Linked DNA regions of Homo sapiens: region 1 is linked to region 2. Evidence: chromatin loops called from intact Hi-C (ENCODE). Cell type or tissue: heart left ventricle. All regions are shown on one strand. Each heading gives the region's core, and the rest is flanking DNA. Links, peaks and the distances in the headings are about the cores only.

Region 1 (2,901 bases), core at 116-2,615, 98 kb after region 2:
CTGCCGTGGCAGGGCTCGGGTTATTGCCCGGTGTGGGGAACACTGGACAGGGAAGGAGGTACTACCCGGGTGACCGCAGACCCTAGGTACACAGCCTGGACTGGGCAGAGGGGACACGTTCAGAGGTGTGAGAAGCTGAACCCCCAGGACTTAGTGACAGGGCTGTGAGGGGTAAAGAGGGGTCACCATGCCCACCCCCCGGGTGGGGAACGTGGAGGGCAGTGAAGGTGTGGTGGATGTGGCTGCATTGGACGGGTTGGGTGTGGAGATGCCTGAGGGCCATAGGTGGGTGGCTGGACGTGGTGAGGGTATGGAGCCTGACAGACACCCCGCTGGAGTCAGATGGAAACCTGGGAGGGGTCCCTGTGCAGCTGGCTTGGAGGGGATTTGGTCTGAGCATGCAGGGCAGGGGTGCAGGTGCAAACCGGGGCCCCAGGGAACAGCCCGGGCGAGGTCGGGAGGGGCCTGTGGTGTGATCGCCGGACCAGCAGAGGTGGGGAAAGACGTGGCAGGAACCCTGGGGCGGCCAAGTGCGGGGCATCAGCTATGCCTGGGGACGGGGTGCGTGTCCATGGCCCGATGCCTGCAGCAAGCGGACACTGAGGCAGAGAGGGGTGTGAGAGTCAGGGGCTGGGGGCACTGCTAGCCCAAAGATTGGTTGGGTGTAGCAGGTGGTTGGGTGTGAAGGACTTGGGGAGGGGGAGCAGTATTTAAGGGCTGGTGGAACAGGGAGTTGACTGCTGTATCTGGAAGGCCATCCAAAGGCCAGGGGTAAACTGAGGCTCTGTGAAGCTGCCTGACTTGTGAGATGTCTGCCCCGAGCCCACCCCATAGCCCCTTCGTCCTCCCCTCCCACACCTGCCCCGTGGAGAATCCCTGCCTAGCTCATTGTCTGCCTCCCCTCTGGACCGCAGGCTCCCGGGGCAGGGGCAGGGTTTGTCTTACTCCTGGCTGTGAGGTCTCAGACAGGTTGCTTGCTCTGAGAGGTGAGGGTAGGGACCTCAGGGTGCCCAGAAGGGGCAGGGCTGGGTGAGGGGGCACAGTGAGCTAGGGGTGCAGGTCTCAGAATAGCAAGGACCTAAGGCTGCTCAGTGAGGCCTGGGGTGTGGCTGGAGAAGGGGTGAGGACTCGGGGCTGAGGTGGCCACGTGGGTGGATGGATGACGCCCTCACCTCTTCCCGAGGGCTGTGGGTACACCAGGAGCCCCTGCAGGGAACAGTCGACTTCAGGGGCTGCTGTGCAGCCCATTGTGCCTGCCCTAGGAGCCCAGGATGGCATAGGAGTCCCCAGGAAGTTCACCACCTCCCTGGGGAGGACAGGTCTGTGTGGGAAGCAGCCTGGGACCTGTAGCTATAGAGTGCTAGAAGTGGGGCAGCCACGGAAGGCTGCCTGGAGGAGGTGGAAGGAGGCCTGAGCACTGTCCCAGAGAGCGCTCCCGGAGGCAGACCCACGTGGGCAGCTGTGGCACTTTGCCTCAGGGCTTCCCTCTTTGCTTGTTACTCTACTTCCTCTTGTGGTGACTGACTCTTGGGAAGACCCGCCCTGCCCTTCTCTGAGGTTCTCAAAAACGTAAGCGACGCTTTATTTTTATTTGTTTTTAAAAATATAGCCCTGGGCAGGAATCCAAGAGTGCTTCCTGGAGGCTTGCTGGGTGTGTGCCCGCAGTGCCACATGCGGTTTACTCACGGGGCCCAGACAGAAGATGCCTCTGCTCGGGGCTGGGGGACAGTGGTGGCCCCAGGGGGACTGGGAGCCTCCTGCCTGCCCTCTACTCCCCTCGCTTGGGTTTGGGTCGGGAATATCACAAGAACGCGGGCTTTTGCCCAAGGTCCCACAGCACATCTGGGCAGAGTCAGGGTTCCAGGCCCTCTCCCACACCTCAAGTTTCCTTCATGACACCCGGGACTTCTGCCTGTCCCGTCCCCATCTCACAGCAACACAATCCAAAAGATGTTGGTCCCAGATAGCCCCTGGGCTGTGCACCCATTGCAAGGAAAGAACTGCTGGCTGCTGACCCCACTCTGACCCAGACAACCGGAAGTGCAGCCCCTGCCTTGGGGAGCTCCGAGCCATCCCTGTTGGAGGCCCCCACACTACCCTCCTGCCTTTGCACAGCTTTAGTTCAGGTGAATTGTTGGCAGGTGGCTCGGAAGAGTGGGTCATAGTGGGTCTCTGTTTCCTGAGCATGTGGGGCTCTGCATCCTGGGGTCCTACCCTCCAGGAGACCCCATTCTGGGGGAAGAAAATAGAGCCTCAAGAATTGTCTGGGTTTCTGGAAGGCTTCCTGGAGGAAGGGGAACTTGAGCAGGCCAGGACCTTGCCAGGTTTCCCGTGCTGCATGCAGCCTCATTGGCCATGGTGGCAGACACTGCCCGGGCATGGGACATTGCCACCAAACATCTCTCTGGCCCAGAGAAGTGACCCAGGGTCCCAGGGCCACACAGCCATTTTGGGGAAAGCAGGTCTGGTCTTGGGCATGGCACTGCTGACTCTGGGCCTCAGCCATCCCAACCTAGCACTGTGGAGGAGCAGGAGTGAGGGCCCCAGTCACCTGTGCCACCCAGGGCCAGCTCTGTGATAGCCTGGGTGCTGATGGGTGCTCTTTGTACCTGGGTCCTTTAAACCGCCCCCAACACACTGGCCAGGTTCTGGGGTCAAAGACTCCTCCAGCCACCACCTGGGATTTACCTGTGTGAGGGACACTGGTGGAGTCTGAGGAACCGCCCAGGCCAGACTGGCTCAGGGTCAGAGTCCCTGACTCTGGGGCGCCATGGTCTTCAGTGACGCCCGGGAGGCTGGGTGTGTGTGAGTGTGTGTGTGTGTGTGTGTGTGTGTGTGTGTGCGCGCGCGCGCGCGCGCCGGTACTCGCGTGTTAGTGCGGCACGCCCCGGCTGGCCTGCG
Region 2 (2,901 bases), core at 245-2,744:
TCCCCGTCTGGGCCCTCACTAGAATTCACCTTATGATCCACTCACAGCAATGCAGGTTTTTCCTAGAATGCACCTCAAAACTCTTGGCAGTCTGTACCCATTACCCAGTTTCAAAGCCACTTCCACATTTTTAGGTATGTGTTACAGCAGCACCTCTACTTCTCCATAACAATTTTCTGTCTTAGCCCATCTTGGCTGCTATAACAAAATACCATAAACTAAGTGTCTTATAAATAACAGAAATGTATTTCCCATTGCTCTAGAGGCTGATAAGTACAAGATCAAGGGACTGGCAGATTTGGTGTTTGGTAAAGATCTGATTCCTCCTAGACAACATCTTCTTGCTGTATCCTCACGTGGTGGGAGTGGGAAACTAGCTCTCCGGATTTCATTTGTAAGGGCACTAATACCCGTGAGGAGCGCTCACCTCTCAAAGGCCCCACCTCCTAATACCATCACCTAGTAGGGGTTTTGGATTTTAAAGTATGGATTTTGCAAACATTCAGATCCTAGCAAATGGTTAATGGAAAAGTACAGCAACCAAAAACGTGCATGGTGACAGAGGACTCACAGCCTTCATGAAGGGAGACTAGGCTCACTCCACTAGTTAGAGGCCAGCTGAGGTTCTGGCTAAGGACAGGGGAAGTGTAGAATGGGTAGTTGAAGAAGGAAGCCATTGATATCAATTCTAACCTCACAACTACCTTACAGAAATGAGTCCCATAGTAGCTATTTTCTACTTGTTTGTTTTATGTACATACTTATCTGTAGAGGCTAATCATTTTTTTTGAAACAGGGCCTCACTTTGTTGCCCAGGCTGGAGTGCAGTGGCGTGATTACCGCTCACTACAGCCTCAACCTCCCAGGCTCAAGTGATCCTCCCACCTCAGCCTCCCAAGTAGCTGGGACCACAGGCAAGTACCCACCATGCCTGGCTAATTTTTTAAACTTTATGTAGAGGTGGGGTCTTCTTATGTTGCCCAGGCTGGGCTTGAACTCCTGGGCTCAAGTGATCCACCTGGTCCAGCCTCCCAAAGTGCTGGGATTACAGGCGTGAGCCACCACACCCAGCCTAGACTAATTATTTTCTTCCCCTCCTTTCCATTTTTATTTTATATCCAAACTGTTGGAAGTTAACTTCACAGTTTAGTGTGTAGGTAATAAAATATTTAGTGGAAATGCAAATGAATTTGAGGAGTAATTCACATAGTCAGTGACAGAAACACTGGCTGCTGGACTGCATGTCTCCTCGTTTCAGAGAGAGGGCAGAAACTGTCATGGGTAAGATCTGTAGCTGCATCTTGTTAGGTGGAGATATAAAGATGTTTTGCTGCTGTACAGGAGTCCAAATGTGTGTAGTACACATGGAAGGTGAGTAGCCAAAGGGGTGGACCGTGCCAGTTATCAATTTATTGTCTCCCAGCTCCGAATCTGCCCTGCATTGGCTGTTGTATTAAAAAATGAGCTGGTGCCTTTGTGATTTTCTTTGCCTGTCGACACCACATTAAGCTTTGTCAGCAGAGGGCGCTGGAGAGACAGGACAGGAGGCAGGGATTTTCCCTCCTGGTACTGGGCGGTGGCTGGGCAGACTCCTGCAGTGTGGGCGGCCTCTCCAGCAGTGCGGTGAACGCAGTTGGCAGCTTCCCTCTGCTCTCTCTAGGGTGGGTTTGTAGCAGATATCTCCTCATGAACAGCCTCCCCAGCACCCTAAAGGGTGGATTTCCAGCAAGCTCTGTTGGTGCAGCCCACAGCCACATCCACTAAGCCACAGCTGTGCCCTCCCCACTGAGCCCTGGTCGGGGGAGGGTCTTCCTTGGCTGCTGTATCTCAGAACTGGGGTAGCAACTGCTCCTTATGCCTGCAACCGCTAGGTTCTTTCAAGTTCCCTTCACTCCTTACTGCCCAGTCCCTCATTACTGCAGAGCCCCGTTATAATCAATAATCTATCAACTTGCCTTGATCAGATTACTGTGTGGATTCTGTCTGCTGTCTGGAGTCTGGCTGCTACACTGAGCTGAAAACCAGGAAGTTAGGGCATGGCTTAGAATGATTTCAACTGCAATAAGTTCTCCTTAAGAGGTAACTGTGTGCCGGTCACCGCACCCCGAGATACAGCCATCAGAGGTGCATGGTCTCTGTCCTGGCAAGTTTACAACCAAGGGGGATAGACAGTCACTAGGCAAAGTGTCACAGGCAAAGATGTGGCTGCACTAGAAAATGTCCTATAGTGTTAAGAACTGTGAAGCAAAGTTAAAAGGGCAATTCAACGCAGTGGCCATGGCTGGGAGTGGGCAGCAACTCTGGGGGGTGTTCAAGGAAGGCCTCTGTGTGGAGGTGACGTTTGAGCTGAGACTGAAGAAGTGCAAGGAAAGACCGGGGCGGAGGGATCATTCCTGGTGCAGAAATAGCGATTGCAAAGGCCCCGAGGTGAGCATTGATCTGGCCTTTTTGTGCAACAGAAAGAAGACCAGGAGTTCCAGGAAAACAGGAGGAGGAAGTGGTAGAGAATAGGTCTGAGATAAGACAAGGGACAGAGGATGGGGGCCTTGCAGGCCAGAGCAGATGTTATTTGAAGTCAGTAGAAAGTCCCTGGAGGGGTTTAATCCAAATATGCATAAAGAACGATTTTTTAAACGTGAAGGTTCCCTTTAGTAGGATGGGGGGAAAGTGGGAGACATTGCACCCCATTAGTGCTGTATTGCAGCACGTTACCGTGGCTATTGCTGTTATGGTGAACACCTTGTGCATGTTTTGTTCCCACAGTCATTAGCTTTACAGCTCCCTCCTCCAGGCAGTCTTCTCAGACCTTCGCTGGCCAAGCTCATCGCCTCCTCTTTGCTCTGCAGTTCCACCCCAAGCCTCTTGTGCTCTCCCTGGCTGTTCTCACTCATTCACAGTGTA

Evidence for each region. Hi-C counts contacts between places; a loop is a spot of excess contacts. Peaks named below come from ENCODE experiments on the same cell type or tissue, not always from the same donor. Only the 100,000 strongest peaks of a DNase experiment are listed, where the experiment ranks them.
Region 1: a loop joins it to region 2, with 6 times the contacts of the local background. A loop is called at or near these places in 17 of 110 quality-filtered maps.

What each region holds. Positions count from the first base shown.
Region 1 is chr14:100,546,722-100,549,622 of GRCh38, reverse strand. The region is part of intron 2 of BEGAIN (brain enriched guanylate kinase associated); the gene reads left to right. Among named protein-coding and RNA genes, the nearest start is that of BEGAIN, 39 kb to the left of the region's middle. RefSeq lists an enhancer at 2,565-2,694. In heart left ventricle, for the core only: no CTCF peak of the experiment used is centred there; a DNase peak (open chromatin) is centred at 1,472.
Region 2 is chr14:100,644,535-100,647,435 of GRCh38, reverse strand. No RefSeq gene overlaps it. Among named protein-coding and RNA genes, the nearest start is that of LINC00523, 11 kb to the left of the region's middle. RefSeq lists an enhancer at 1,761-2,261. In heart left ventricle, for the core only: a CTCF peak has its summit at 1,523 (motif pointing right); a DNase peak (open chromatin) is centred at 1,555.